Regions from separate parts of the Homo sapiens genome. Here region 2 is linked to region 1. Evidence: read pairs that join two places in POLR2A ChIA-PET (ENCODE). Cell type or tissue: Panc1. All regions are shown on one strand.

Region 1 (8,000 bases):
GAGGGAGGGAGGGAGGGAAAGAGAGAAAGAGAGAGAAAAAGAGAGAAAGAAGTGGAAGTACCTTCACTTTTCAAACTAGCATTTGGCTTAGGCTTAGACGCATTTTGAAACACTATAGGATTTTCATGGAAGACTATTTTTAAACTATCTGAGCGTCGGCAAGAAGGATGGGTGCTTTTGAATATGTATTCTTATTACTAGAAAGTTTCCAGGATTGCTGAAATTACATTACAGTCTTAAAATCCTTTTTATTTGTTTATGGACAAAAATGGCTTAGATAGTCAGAATCCAACATAAAGCCACATGCAACTATATTTCCTAATATTAATATTCTGTGGAATAAGGTGACATTAGAAAGAGATTAGTTCCTGCTATGTAATACATGTTTTTACATAAACGAATGTCTGATCCTAGAGTTTCACGGCAGAACTTTAGGGGTGCAAATCAGAAAAGCACAGCATAGATTCATCTTGCCTCTTCCTGTGTGCCCTAAACAAACTGTAACCTTGAATCATGATTTCATTATCATAGACAGTAGAATTCCATCAAATATCTGTAGCACCAACTATGTCAAAGTTATGAAGGTAAAACCGAATTCTCAGTTTACATGTTTCACGCAATAATCTACAAATACATTTCTTCAATCTCCAAAAACTTATAAATATTTAATGCCACAGAGGCTTTTCAAATGCTCAGGTGAGAATAAGGCATGTTTGCTTTTTAGACTAAACTTTAGACTGAAACTCATAAATCACAAGGACTGTCAGTGAAGACCACATAGTCATCTTTCCTTTAGTCTAAACAAAAAGCCCTGGGAATGGGCCTCAGAAGAAAAATCTTTGAAGATGTGTAGAGAAGCCCCAAAATATATTTCTGTGCATCTCTATAATTCGTGTTATATCTACCTACAGCTATTGCATAAGTTGTATATTATATATCACACTAGAGGCTTTTTAAGAGGTGATATTTCTCCTGCATATAAGTGTAAAACAAGCCATTTTCTGCAGTCAATAAGTTACTAGCTTCTGAGACCCATAAGAGAAATTCTGAATTGACAATTTTCCTCCAGAAAAGGTAGGAAAGAAGAACCCTGGCAAGTAATAATTTAATAATTTTTCTTCTTTATAACACTCAATACATCCAGTTTTTTTCTCTAACCAAGATCTATAAATACAATAAAAGTAAATGCTATTTCATCACAGAACATATTTTATATATATTCTGGCTAAAGATCAAATGCAATCTAATTTTCACAATAAGTGGAGAATAATTGGCAAAGTCATGTGTCTTATCATTTTATTGGGTTTTATGTTAAAGACAGAAAAAAATTGTAAAGGAAACAATTTTTATGAAGTCTATCAACACTAAAAAACGTGCTTGTAAAACCTGGATCTGGTCTGAAATAGAATATGTGAAAGGCAAGTTCATGAAAATGCATGAATTATAAAAATGTTTTTCATTGCTGGTAGGTAGTCCCACCAGAAACCCATTATTAAATTAATAATTAACCCGGAAAAGAGAAAACTGAAAACAAATAAAGTAAATATGTAGCACTTACCGACCAATACCAGACAAGCTGAGTCTGAACAATTTTCTAGCTGATTCTGCTCCCAGCTTTTCCACTTGGAACATAGCAATCTTAAGCGGGATGCTCAGGCAGGAGCTTCTCAGGCAAGGGGTCTTTATCCTACAGGAGCTCTGTACCATGGCACCTAATGAGGTTTACGAAAAGAGTTGATAAGACAACCTACCCTGACTTTGTAGTGAGAACTTGGAGCCTGGGCTTGGTGTTTCATGCTTATAATCTCAGCACTTTGGGAGGCTGAGGCAGGAGGATCGGTTGAGCCCAGGAGTTCAGGGCTGCAGTGAAGTATGATCGTGCCACTGCACTCCAGCCTGAGCAACAGAGCAAGGCACCGTCTTAAAAAAGGAAGATTGTGGCTGGGCACAGTGGCTCTTGCCTGTAATCCCAGCACCTTTGGAGGCCGAGGCCGCCGGATCAAGAGGTCAGGAGATCGAGACCATCCTGGCTAACACAGTGAAACCCCGTCTCTACTAAAAATACAAAAAATTAGCCAGGCATGGTGGTGCGCGCCTGTAGTCCCAGCTGCTCAGGAGGCTGAGGTAGTAGAATCTCTTGAACCCGGGAGGCGGAGGTTGCAGTGAGCCGAGATCACGCCACTGCTCTCCAGCCTGGGTGACAGAGCAAGACTCTGTCTTAAAAAAAAAAAAAACCAGATTGTACATTTATTATTAATTTGAGCATCAATATGTACAACTTTGAGGAGGCTCTGTCAGTCCTATCATCAACTTCTAGTTCCTCCATACTGAAAATCCTGGAATGGGTTTTCTGTTTATTTGGCTTGGCAACTCAGTCTCTGTCTGTCTCTCTCTCTGTCTCTCTCTCTCTCTCTCTCTCTTTCCTTCCCTTACTTCCTCCCTCCCTGCCAAATCTTTCATTCTGCCAATGATCACTTTGAAATAATCAGCTTTACTCTGCAAGCTACAATGATAGGAAGGCGGTTGAAATCCCGTTGTGGGAGTTTAGTCATCTCAGATTCAGGATCTGAGTTGAAAATAGAATTTCTGTTATTGCTCCTGGCTCATTTAAGCACTACTCAGAAAATATTTGCTGAGCTAGGCACTCTGTTCTAGTCACTCAGGATATAGCAGTGAACAAAAAAGTCCTTGCTCACACAGAACTTGTATTCTAGCTGGGAGAGACAAGAGAGTAAACAAATACGTAATATCCTGGGTGGTTGGAAACGCTATGAAGAAAAATAAAGCAGGGGAGGGAATAGAACATCAAGTGCAGGGGCTGAGGTGGTTTACAATGGACTGGTCAGAGAAGGCTCTATGATGCGTTGACGTCCGAGCAGAGAGCTGAAGAAGAGCAGGTGAGTCAGGCAGATTCAGGCAGAGACCCAAGCACTGGGGAGAGCAAGTGCAAAGGTTCGAAGGCAGGCATGTGCTAGGGTGTTCAAGGAACAAGAAGGAAATCAAAATGGCCGACGCAGCGTGAATCCGGGGAAGGAGGGGGCAATGAAGACGGCAATGAATGAAGAAGGGAACCTGGAGCCAAGTAATGGCGGGACTTAGACAAGGGCAGGCATTTAGGGCTTTACTCTGAGAGAGGTGGGAAACCAGCTGAGAATCTTCAACAAAGGAGCGGCACAATCTGACTTCTGTTTTCAGAAGATTACCCTGGAAGGTATGTGAAAAAATAGATTGGAGAATTACGAGGATAGAATCAGAGAGATGAATTAAAAGGCATTGTAACGCTGCCATTTTTAACCATATTGGAGTAAATAGTGCTGGCCTTGCCCTCCTACCGTCAACAATTGGAAAACTGAACAACGGTATGAAACGCTTCATATCAAATTCAAATTTTCTATCAGACTTAGACACTGGACAAGCGATCTCACAGGACTTTGATATGTGATAAAAGGGGGGAAAACAGGGTAAGTCCCACCTCAGCTGTCTGCCTGGAGGTATTTTTTGGACTGTGCTGCAGGGAGAGAGAATCCAAGCAATACATGGGGATTTCATTAAGTGAGACAAGGGGGCCTCAAGTAGCAGGAATTTGCCAGGCAGAATACTGAGGGGTAGGATCTGTACAGATAAAGAGATATAGAAATCAACAGAGGGATTCCCTTGAGCCTATTGCTGAATATTAATATGTCCATGGATGGGTCTGGCAAGGGTCTCCTGGGAAGCTGTAAGCCAAACAATTCTCAGAGCTCACTTTGGGCTGGGAGATAATGAAAACATGCCAGCCAGGCACAGTGGCTTATACCTATAATCCCAGCACTTTTGGAGGCCAAGGTTTGCGGATCACTTGAGCCCAGGAGTTCAAGACCAGTCTGGGCAACATGGTAAAACCCCATCTCTACTAAAAATATAAAACTTAGCCAGGTGCGGTGGCATGCGCGCGTAGTCCCAGCTACTTGGGAGGCTAAGCAGGGAGGATTGCTTGAGCCCTGAGGCAAAGGTTGCAGTGAGCCAAGATTGCATTCCACCACTGCACCCCAGCCTGGGCAACACAGCAAGATTGTCTCAAAAAAACACAAAAAACAAAAAACAAACAAACAAAACCCCATGCCAACCAGTGTGGAAAAACCTCACTAACGTCTAGGGCATTATTAAGATGATGCTTTAGATCTGGAGCTAAACTAGGCCTAGAGCAAGGACTATTGTTGATCTACCCCAGCAAAAGCCTGAGACAAGCCCCAAAAGGTGAAGTGGAACTGTGAGTTTCTTAACTACCTGCCAAAATAAATGTCAACACATTTTAAAGAAATTTAGCAAAACCAAGACATGAACAACATACTATTCAAAATTTTCAGCATCCAAGAAAAAATTGCTAGACATGCAAGAGCAGAAAACAGTGGCTGAAAACCAGGAGAAAAATCAGTCAATAAGAAGCTAAAAATATAGTGGCCCCCTCTTCTCCACAAGGGATACATTTTATGACCCCCCCCACCTTCCGCGGTGGATGCCTGAAACCATGGACAATACCAAACCCTATGCATACTATGTTTTTACCTATACATATAAACCTATGAGAAAGTTTAATTTATAAATTAGGCACAGTCAGAGATTAACAGCAATAACTAATAATAAAATAGAACAATTATAGTAACGTACTGTCATACAAGTTATGTGAATGTGGTCTCTCTCTCTCTTTCTCAAAATATGTCATTTTACTACACTCATCCATCTTCCTGTGATCTGCCAATCTGATAACTGAGACAGCTACCAAGTGACTAACAGGCAGGCAGCATATAAAGCTGAGATATACTGAATAAAGGGATGATTCACATCCTGGGCAGGACAGAGCAGGACAGTGGGAGTTTCCATCATGCTACTCAGAATGGCACACAATTTAAAACACATGAATTGTTTACTTCTGGAATTTCCCCTTTAATATTTTTAGACCACAGTTGACCACGGGTAACTGAAACTGTGGAAAATAAAACTGGATGGCGGCGGGGGGAACCACTGTAGAAGGCAAATTAAATGAAAGTAAGTAGAGGAAAGGGAATAATAAAGATAAGAGTATAAATTGATGAAATAGAAATTGACATCCAATAGAGAAAATTAATAAATCCCAAAGCTAGTTCTTTGAAAATATCAGCAAAGTTGATAAACCTATAGTTAAATTGCCAAAAATAAAAATGGAAAAGGACAGAAAACTGTTTGGGCCAAATTGTGTCCTCCCAAAATCCAGATGTGAAAGCCCTCATCCCCAGTGCCATTGTATTTGGAGATAGAGCCTTTAAGGAAATAATTAAATTAGGTCATAAGATTGAGGCCCTAAGCAAAAATTAGCCAGGCATGGTGATGCATGCCTGTAATCCCAGCTACTCAGGAGGCTGAGGCAGGAGAATCTCTTGAACCCAAAGGCGGAGGTTGCAGTGAGCCGAGATCGCACCATAGCACTCCAGCCTGGGTGACAGAGCCAGACACTGTCTCAAAAAAAAAAAAAAAAAAAAAAAAAAAAAAAAAAAAAAAAAAGATTGAGGCCCTAAACCATTAGCACTAGTGGCCTTACAAGAAGAGGAAGAGACGCCAGAGCTCTCTCTCTTTCTCCACACATGCATAGAAGAAAGGCCCTAGAAGGACACAGGAGAAGGCAGCACTCTGCAAGCCAAGAGAGCCCTCCCCAGAAACCAAATTTTCTGGCACCTTGATCTTGAACTTCTAGTCGCCAGAACTGTGAGAAAATAAATTTCTGTTATTTAAACCATCCAGTCTGTGGTGTTCTGTTATGGCAGCCCAAGCTGTTAATAATAATAATGATAATACATATTTCAGTACCAAGAAACGGAGTGCCACTGTAACAAACACCTAAAAATGTGGAAGTGACTTTGGAAATGGATAATGGGTAGAGGCTAAATGAACTTTGAGGTGCATGCTAGAAAAAGCCTAATTTGCCATGAAAAGACTTTAGTAGAAATACGGATGTTATAGTCTGGTGAGAGCTCAAGAAGAAGAGAGGATAGCTGTAGAGAAAGTGAAAGCTTTTATCATCTTAGAGAATATATATCATCATGAATAGAACGTTAATAGAAATAAGACATTAAATATGCCCCGGGTCAGAAAGAGATCATCATGGCGGATGGCAGGCAGGACCAGATTGCAGCTCCAACTCGGACAGACAGCAGCGTGCGGAGCCTCGCATCATCAATTCCAGCTCCAGAACCACTGCAGAACAACCCAGCAATCCTGAGAGGACCCACAGATCCTCTGAAGGAAGCAGGCTGCTCCTGCAGGACCGGGAGACACCCCAAATACTGTGAGTGCCCAAACTGCGAAAGTGAGAAAGGGAGACCCTCCACCCCAAACACACACCCCCACTGGGGAAACGAAGGTCTAGTTTGCAGGAGAAGTTTCTGACCTTACCTGGAGCTGAGTCAATTCAGAGCTGAGCAAAATACAGGGGTAGAGGAAGCAACGGGAAAGGCCCTGGGAGCTCGCTGGGTCCCCAAGCAGGACATTGCTGCCTGGCGCCACAGGGATCCTTCGGGATGGCGGCCAGAGGCGCGGGGGAAAATGTCACAGGGAGAAGGAAGTCTCCAGCTGAACTTAGTAACAATTTTTTTTTTTTTTTTTTTTTTCGGACGGAGTCCCACTCTGTCGCCCAGGCTGGAGTGCGGTGGTGCGATCTCTGCTCACTGCAAGCTCCGCCTCCCGGGTTCACACCATTCTCCTGCCTCAGCCTCCGGAATAGCTGGGACTACAGGCGCCCGCCACTACGCCCGGCTAATTTTTTGTATTTTTAGTAGAGACAGGGTTTCACCGTGTTAGCCAGGATGGTCTCGATCTCCTGACCTTGTGATCTGCCCACCTCGGCCTCCCAAAGTGCTGGGATTACAAGCGTGAGCCACCGCGCCTGGCCACTTTGTAACAATTTGAACTGGATGAGAAGCCCCCTGGCCAGAACTCGGGGGAGGGTGCAAATCCGATGTGCAGACTCCACAAGCAGGGGAAGAACCAAAGCCCTTTTCTTTCACAGCTGGGAGGCAGGTAACCTGGGGCAAGTTCTCAAGCCCTGCTCGCCCACTACCTGGAAACAGACTCGGGGCTGTTAGGGGGCCATAGTGGAAGTGAGACTGACCCTTTGGATTGCGTGGGAGCTGGGTGAGGCCTGTGACTGCCAGCTGTCCTCCACTTCCCTAACATCCTGCATGACTCAGTAGAGGCAGCCATAATCCTCCTAGGTACACAACTCCATTGACCTGGGATCACCTGGGAACCTCACCGCCAACCCCCACAGCAGCTGCAGCAAGACCCACCCAGTGAGAGTCTGAGCTCAGACCCACCTAGCCCTGGCCCCACCTGATGGGCCTTCCCTACCCACCCTGGTAGCTGAAGACAAAGGGCATACACTGGGCATATACTCTTGGGAGTTCTAGGGCCCCGCCCACCACCGGCTTCTCACCATACTACCACAGCTGATGCTCTCTGGAAAGCCCCACCTCCCGGCAGGAGGCCAACCAGCACAAAAATAGAGCATTAAACCACCAAAGCTAAGAACCCTCACACAGTCCATTTCACCCTCCTACAACCTCCACCAGAACAGCTGCCGGTATTCACAGCTGAGAGACTCATAGATTATTCACATCACAGGACTCTCTTGCTGGGGGGCTAGACCCAGAAGAGAGATAACAATCACTACAGCTTGGCTCACAGGAAGCCACATCCATAGGAAAAGCCAGGGAGTACTACATCAAGGAAAATCCCTGTGGGACAAAAGAATCTGAACAACAGCCTTCAGCCCTAGACCTTCCCTCTGACAGAGCCTACCCAAATGAGAAGGAACCAGAAGACCAACTCTGGTAATATGACAAAACAAGGCTCTTTAATACCCCCGAAAAAATCACACTAGTTCACCAGCAATGGATCCAAACCAAGAAGAAATCCCTGATTTACCTGAAAAAGAATTCAGTAGGTTAGTTATTCAGCTAATCAGGGAGGCACCAGAGAAAGGCAAAGCA
Region 2 (8,000 bases), 460 kb after region 1:
TGATATTGAACATTTTTTTCACGTTTGTTGCCAAGATAGATATTTCACTGTCTTATGTTCAAGAAGTCTGGAGGAGGTCAGGTCAGAACTGATCTGGAGCTCCCTGGATTCGGGGCTCAAGCTCCTGCTACCTTGCCGTCTCTGCCCTTCACAGCTTCCACTCCGAAGTCCCCACATGGCCCATCTTGCTGCCAGAGCTCCAGCCAGCAGCCTGTATTACAGGAGGAAGAAAGAAACAAGTCCCAGGGAGCATTACTCCTCCTTTTAGAGGTTACTTCCTGGAAGCTGCTACTTCCAGGAAGTATATTGTATTGCCTAGAACGGCAGTGCAAGATCAAACCTAACTATAACGTGTGCTGGGAAATGACATTATTCCAGGTGACCATTTGCCCAGCTCAGCATCATAGGTTCCTCTGTTACTGAGGAAGGCAGGGTGGATGGATATCAGAAAACATCTTGCTCTTATTTCTGTCAGATAAATTTCCAGAAGTAAAATTGCTATATTGAAAGGTACATGCATTTAAACATTTTTAATAAACACTGATAGATACTTTCAACAAAGGCTTCAGTAATTGAATCCCAGCAACAGTGAATGAGAGGATCTATTTCCCTACTCACTAACATGGATGAGGGCAAGACTTTTTTTTTTTGGGGGGGGGGGCGGGGGGTGGGGGACGGAGTCTTGCTCTGTTGCCCAGGCTGGTGTGCGGTGGCTCAACCTCAGCTCACTGCAACCTCTGCTTCCCAGGTTCGAGCAATTCTCCTGACTCAGCCTCCTGAGTAGCTGGAATTACAGGTGCTTGCCACCATACCAGGCTAATTTTTGCATTTTTTTAGTAGACATGGAGTTTCACCATGTTGGCCAGGCTGGTCTCAAACTCTTGACCTCAGGTGATCCACCCGCCTTATCCTCCCAAAGTGCTGGGATTACAGGTGTGAGCCACCATGCCTGGCTGAGATGCAGGCAAAACTTTTTTTTTTTTTTTTTTTTTTTTTAGACAGAGTTTTGCTCTGTCACCCAGGCTGGAGTGCAGTTGCGCGATCTCAGCTCACTGCAAGCTCCGCCTCCCAGGTTCACGCCATTCTCCTGCCTCAGCCTCCCCAGAAGCTGGGACTACAGGCACCCGCCACCACACCAGGCTAATTTTTTGTATTTTTAGTAGAGACAGGGTTTCACTGTGTTAGCCAGGATGGTCTCGATCTCCTGACCTCGTGATCCGCCTGCCTCGGCCTCCCAAAGTGCTGGGATTACAGGTGTGAGCCACCACACCCAGCCTGCAGGCAAAACTTTTAAAGCTTGATAATCTGATAAGCAAAAGAAGTTATCCCACTGTTGTTTTGGTTTGTGTTTACGTGATTACTAGTAAAGCTTAACATCTTTTCACATATTTATTTGCCATTTTCTAGTCCTCTTCTATGACTTGCTTTTTTTTTTTTTTTATTTTTAAGACAGGGTCTCACTCTGTCACCCAGGCTGGAATGCAGTGGTGTGATCTTGGCTCACTGCAACCTCCGCCTCCCGGGTTCAAGCGATTCTCCTGCATCAGCCTCCCGAGTAGCTGGGATTACAGGCACCCACCACCACGCCTGGCTAATTTTTGTATTTTTAGTAGAGACAGGGTTTCGCCATGTTGGTCAGGCTGGTCTCGAACTCCTGACCCCAGGTGATCTGCCCTCCTCGGCCTCCCAAAGTGCTGGGATTAAAGACGTGAGCCACCGCGCCCAGCCAAAACGTAGTTTTAAAATCCTGGCTATACAGAATGTCAATGAGAAATCCTTTGGTTGCAAGTGGCAGAAATCCACCCAAAACTAGCTTTAACAAAAAAGGAGTTCACTGGTGTGAGAAAGAAAAGTAACTCAAAGCAATCCTACGCAAAAGATGCAAAATGTATCAGGCCCAGAAAAATTAGCTGGGCATGATGGTGCACACCTGTAATCCCAGCTACTCGGGAGGCTGAGACAGGAGAATTGCTTGAACTCAGGAGGCAGAGGTAGAGGTGAGCCGAGAACACGCCACTGCACTCCAGCCTGGGTGACAGAGCAAGACTCCATCTCTGAGTATAAAAATAAATAAATAAGTAATGTATCCAGAACAAGAGTACATACACAACGGCTTGTTCTTTTTAATAACTTCATCATATCCCATAATAATAAAAAAAAGTTATTACAAGTTATATAATGTGACCCTCACCCATCATCTTCTTGTTCCTAGAATTTGTGATACAAAGAACAATGTGTAGCGAATCAGTAGCTTATTTTCATGTTATTTTATGAACCAATGTAAGAACTGCCCCTTCTTTTTTTCTTTAAAAACTTACTGGCAATTGCTGCTAATCAGAGCATAAATTCAAGGCAACTGCAATCTGTGTCTCCCAGGTTGCAGTCCTCAAATTTGGCTCAAATAAACTCTCTACTTATATTAATTTTGCCTCAATTTCTTTCTTTAGGTCAATAGGATCATTAATGATACTATCTAAAACAGTACTGCCCTAATGTGTTGCTTTTTTCTGTGACGGAGTTTTGCTCTTGTCACGCAGGCTGGAGTGCAGTGGCGCGATCTCGGGTCACTGCAACCTCCGCCTCCCAGTTCAAGCGATTCTCCCCGCCTCAGCTTCCCAAGTAGCTGGGATTACAGGAGTCCGCCACCATAAAAATTTTTGTATTTTTAGTAGAGACGGGGTTTTCGCCATGTTGGTCAGCCTGGTCTCGAACCACTGACCTCAGATGATCCACCTGTCTCGGCCTCCCAAAGTGCTGGGATTACAGGTGTGAGCCGCTGCGCCCGGCCCCTAATGTGTTCTTATTCTGTTCCTTTCTCCTTAATAGAACGTATCACTACCAGAATGATCTATAGGTCTACATGTCCATCCATGCGTGCATCCACCCATCCATGTACCCCACCCATCCACCCACCCACCTATCACTATGTCTTGATGTTTTCTTCACCAGAGCTTCACAAGGACCGAGACTTGTTCACTGCTGAATCCCGGTGCCTGCACAGAGCAGATGCTGAGGACTGACCCTCGCTCTCTCCATTTCTGGGTTCTGGAGCTACCTGCTCCTTCACGATTGCAATCCATGCTCTGCATTCTATGCATCCAAAGGATACACACATTCTTTTCCTGGTTGCTCCAGCAAAAGTCTCACAATTGGCTTTCAGTGGCCAGGCCTGGGTGACGTGTCCGCTGGATCCAGTGATTGGGGCCAGCCCCATACAGACCACAGGGACTGCCAGAGGGAAAGGAGCAGAATCCTGGGGAAATCAGGAACTGTTATCAGACGAAGGGGGACAAGAACACAAATCCATTCTCTTTGGTCAGCCTGCTTCAACCATTTAGGAAGAGGTCAAGGAAATGTATAGACACAGACACACTGAGGGCTGTAAGAATTCACATGTGACAAACGTTAACGGTGAAACAAACAGGAGAAAAGCACAACCACTCGGGCCACACCCTTCACCAAGGATTTCTTCTTTCGCAAATGTTCTAGGTGTTTGTTTTCTTTCTCACTGTGATCTCCTAAGTCCAGCTCTTGTCAATACACATTCCTTAATCTAATAAAAATGGTTTATTATTAATAGTAGCAGCATTTATCAAACATCCACAAAATGCTAGGCAAGATGCTGAGATATTTATAAGGATTATCTCATTTTTAAATTTATTTTTTATATTTATTTTGAGACAGGGTCTCACTCTGTCGCCCAGGCTGGAGTACAGTGGTGCAATCAAGATGCACTGCAGCCTCGACCACCTGGGCTCAAGCGATCCTCTCACCTCAGCCTCTCGAGTAGCTGGGACTACAGGCGTATGCCACAACACCTGGCCAGTTTTTGGATTATCTCGTTTTATCCTCACAACAATCCTAAGAGGTAGTCACCACTGTTGTCCCATTTTACAGATGAAGTAAGCAAGGCTCAGAAAGGTTAAGTAACTCCCTTGAGGTCAAACAGCTGGCATGGTGAGAAGGAGATCCTCGTAGGCTTGGAAGCTTTTCTCCATGGGCAGGGCAGAGCAGGCAGAGCAGGGCTGGCTTGACTGTGGGACAGCAGAGAGAAGGGACTCTTAAGACATAGGGCTGGGTAGGGTCTGCACCAAGAAGGACGGCTTTCTCAGCCCCCCAGGAGCAGGGGTTTACCGGCCAGAGGTTTACTGGCCTCAGGGGAGCTCAGGGCCTGGTCAGCAGACTCGAATGCAATCCCTTAGGAATGCATAGCGCCCCCCACTGCCTCTCTCCTCCCTTCTGAATCCAGAACTGTGAGAACGACCAGGAGAAATGGACTGAGCCCCAGGCCTGCACTTTGGAGAGGCCGCCATGGGTGTGATTTCCTTTGCACTGTTTGGGCCTCTGGCACTTCCTGCCAGGCAGGAGATTTCTTGAGACTTCAAAGGCGGCACACAAGAGGAGTGTTAAGCAGATTGAGCACTAATAAAGAACTAACGCCTAGAACAATCACAGCTTCCCTGTGATTCCTGAGAGTGAGGAAAGCACAAAGAAGAAATGAAAGTCTCTCGCTAACCCTGGGAGAAACTAAAACATCCAGGAGCAGATTCTATACTCAGTAATGTGACAGAGTTCACAAAAAGGTTATATTCACACTCGAAGCTACTGAGGCTCATGCTCAGCTTCATCGAGAGTGGTATCACCATACCCAGAAAAAAATGGCCTCCTATGGAAAAAGCTAACCTAATATCATGCATATTATTCTGGAACAAAATAAGTAGAATGATATACCTTATATTTCTACAGTGCTTTTACTTTTTAAGAATTTTAATACCACAGCAGCCAACATTATCTTGTTGCTTTCTCACATTCCTTTATAAAAATTTTCTTTAGAATGTTCAAAATCACATTCTTGCTTCCAGAAAGTCGTAAGAATAAAATTGCATTTCTCTCTCTCTTTTTCTTTTCTTTTCTTTTTTTTTTTTTGAGACAGCCTCACTCAGTTGCCCAGGCTGGAGTGCAATGGTACCATCTCGGCTCACTGCAACCTCCACCTCCCGGGTTCAAGTGATTCTCCTGCCTCAGCCTCCCAAGTAGCTGGGATTACACGCGCACGCACCACCGCACCTGGCTAATTTTTGAGTGTGTGTGTATATATATATGTGTGTAAAAATATATGTATATTTTTAGTAGAGATGGGGTTTCGCCATGTTGGCCAGGCTGGTCTTGAACGGCTGACCTAGGTGACACGCCCACCTTGGCCTCCCAAAGTGCTGTGATTATAGGCATGAGCCACTGCGCCGGCCGAAATTGCATTTTTAAATGTAAAAGGCCCCAGAAGGAAGGAGACTAAATACAGTTCCCAAGCTCCACACAGCTCTCCCCATGGGCCTACGTGGGTCTCCATGCTGAAACCTCGGGGTGAGGGGGAGGCCAGGGGAGGGAGTCGCACAGCAGTGGCCAGTGTGGCTCTGAAGGAGGTGCTGCTATGTGGTTAAGATTTTTCATACTGTGGTATGTACAGTCTTGCGTTGTTTTCTTCTTGCCTTTTAAGCATTGTGAATTCCCCAAGTGAGTTTAACTGTAAATCAACTTGGATCCTGGATCCTTTCTTTGTATCCGACTAGGGGACTTCAAGTGGTAGTCCTGACTAGCCTTTTCTCTTCTGGAGACCAGGGCTCGTAGAAACAATACTGACCTGGAAATTGTGTTAGTCACTGCTAAATGGCCTCTCTGAGCCTCAATTTCCTAGTCTTTCCTAAATTTCCTAAAAACGAGGAAACAGCTTCAGTTACCCCCAAGGAACCTGCCTATAAAAGAATTCCATGAATCTATGATGTCGTAAGACAGCAGTCCCCCACTTTTTTGGCACCAGGGACCGGTTTCATGGAAGACACTTTTTCCATGGAAGGGGGGTCGGCGGGTGGTTTCAGGATGATTCAAGCACATGATGTTTGTTGCGCACTTTATTTCTATTATGATTACATTGTAATATATAATGAAATAATTATACACTTACCATAAGGTAGAATCAGTGGGATCCCTGAGTTTGTTTTCTACAACTAGATGGTCCCATCTGGGTGATGGGAGACAGTGACAGATCATCAGGCATTAGATTCTCATAAGGAGCACACACCCCAGATCCCTCACATGCACAGTTCACAGTAAGGTTCTCACTCCTGTGAGAATCCAACGCTCCTGTCTGATCTGACAGGAGGTGGAGCTCAGGTGGTCATGCGAGCAATGGGAAGTGGCCGTAAAGACAGATGAAGCTTTGCTCACTTGCCAGCTGCTCACCACCTGCCGTGTGGCCCAGGGTTGGAGGTAGTGGCGGGGGGACCCCTGTTATAAGAGAATTGAAATGTTTAGAATTGAGTAATTAGATTTGAATTACTTTCAGTTTTTTTCTAATAGTTCTTCCCCCAATCCCCCAATGGGTATATTACATCTCCTCTCTCTGAACCAGTAACTCAAGCATATATGATCTCTGTCTTGAAAGACAACCAATTGAGAGGTGACAGCGTGCTGGCAGTCCTCAGAGCCCTCGCTTGCTCTCGGCGCCTCCTCTGCCTGGACTCCCACTTTGGCAGCACTTGAGGAGCCCTTCAGCCCACCGCTGCACTGTGGGAGCCCCTTTCTGGGCTGGCCAAGGCCAGAGCCCTCTCCCTCAGCTTGCAGGGAGGTGTGGAGGGAGAGGTGCCAGCGGGAACCGGGGCTGCGCGTGGCGCTTGCGGGCCACCTGGAGTTCCGGGTGGGCGTGGGCTTGGCCCTGCCGGCCCGGGCAGTGAGGGGCTTAGCACCCGGGCCAGTGGCTGCGGAGGGTGTACTGGGTCCCCCAGCAGTGCCAGCCCACCAGCGCTGCGCTCGATTTCTCACCGGGCCTTGGCTGCCTTCCCTCGGGGCAGGGCTCAGGACCTGCAGCCCGCCATGCCTGAGCCTCCCACCCGCTCCATGGGCTCCTGTGCGGCCCGAGCCTCCCCAACGAGCACCGCCCCCTGCTCCATGGTGCCCAGTCCCATCAACAGCCCAAGGGCTGAGGAGTGCGAGCGCATGGCGAGGGACTGGCAGGCAGCTCCACCTGCAGCCCCGGTGCAGGATCCACTGGGTGAAGCCAGCTGGACTCCTGAGTCTGGTGGGGACATGGAGAGTCTTTATGTCTAGCTCAGGGATTGTAAACACACCAATCGGCACCCTGTGTCTAGCTCAGGGTTTGTGAGTGCATCAATCGACACTCTGTATCTAGCTGCTCTGGTGGGGCCTTGGAGAATCTTTATGTCTAGCTCAGGGATTGTAAATACACCAATGGGCACTCTGTATCTAGCTCAAGGTTTGTAAACACACCAATCAGCACCCTGTGTTTAGCTCAAGGTTTGTGAGTGCACCAATCGACACTCTGTATCTAGTTGCTCTGGGGGGGCCTTGGAGAACCTTTGTGTTGAAACTCTGTAGCTAACTAATCTAATTGGGATGTGCAGAACCTTTGTATCTAGCTCAGGGATTGTAAACGCACCAATCAGCACCCTGTCAAAACAGACCACTCGGCTCTACCAATCAGCAGGATGTGGGTGGGGTCAGATAAGAGAATAAAAGCAGGCTGCTCCAGCCAGCAGTGGCAACCTGCTGGGGTCCCCTTCCACACTGTGGAAGGTTTGTTCTTTCGCTCTTTGCAATAAATCTTGCTGCTGCTCACTCTTTGGGTCCACACTGCTTTTATGAGCTGTAACACTCACCGCAAAGGTCTGCAGCTTCACTCCTGAGCCAGCTAGACCACGAGCCCACCAGAAGGAAGAAACTCCGAACACATCCGAACATCAGAAGGAACAAACTCCAGACGCGCCACCTTAAGAGCTGTAACACTCACCGCGAGGGTCGACGGCTTCATTCTTGAAGTCAGTGAGACCAAGAACCCACCAATTCCGGACACACAATGGTGATGCTAAGTCCACAATACTATGACCCAGGGCCACTGAGGCCAGGCCAACGCCCAGTGAGCAGCGGGACAGTCCACACACATCAAGCTCCTCTCGTGAGTCTAAGCTGAAGCCTTCGGCCACAGTGTA

What was found. ChIA-PET counts read pairs that join two places held together with the same protein. Peaks named below come from ENCODE experiments on the same cell type or tissue, not always from the same donor. Only the 100,000 strongest peaks of a DNase experiment are listed, where the experiment ranks them.
Region 2: POLR2A ChIA-PET joins it to region 1 with 5 read pairs; 1 of 35 experiments calls an interaction of 5 or more read pairs at or near these places.

The regions. Positions count from the first base shown.
Region 1 is chr4:182,971,151-182,979,150 of GRCh38, forward strand. LOC107986327 (a long non-coding RNA gene) reads right to left here. Exons shown (of 3, transcript XR_001741935.1): 2 at 1,559-1,712. Among named protein-coding and RNA genes, the nearest start is that of DCTD, 58 kb to the left of the region's middle. RefSeq lists enhancers at 7,278-7,367, 7,598-7,647, 7,798-7,847. In Panc1, no CTCF peak of the experiment used is centred here; a DNase peak (open chromatin) is centred at 4,781; H3K27ac peaks cover 3,249 bases.
Region 2 is chr4:183,426,545-183,434,544 of GRCh38, forward strand. No RefSeq gene overlaps it. Among named protein-coding and RNA genes, the nearest start is that of CDKN2AIP, 14 kb to the right of the region's middle. RefSeq lists enhancers at 3,462-4,211, 4,212-4,962. In Panc1, no CTCF peak of the experiment used is centred here; no DNase peak of the experiment used is centred here; H3K27ac peaks cover 956 bases.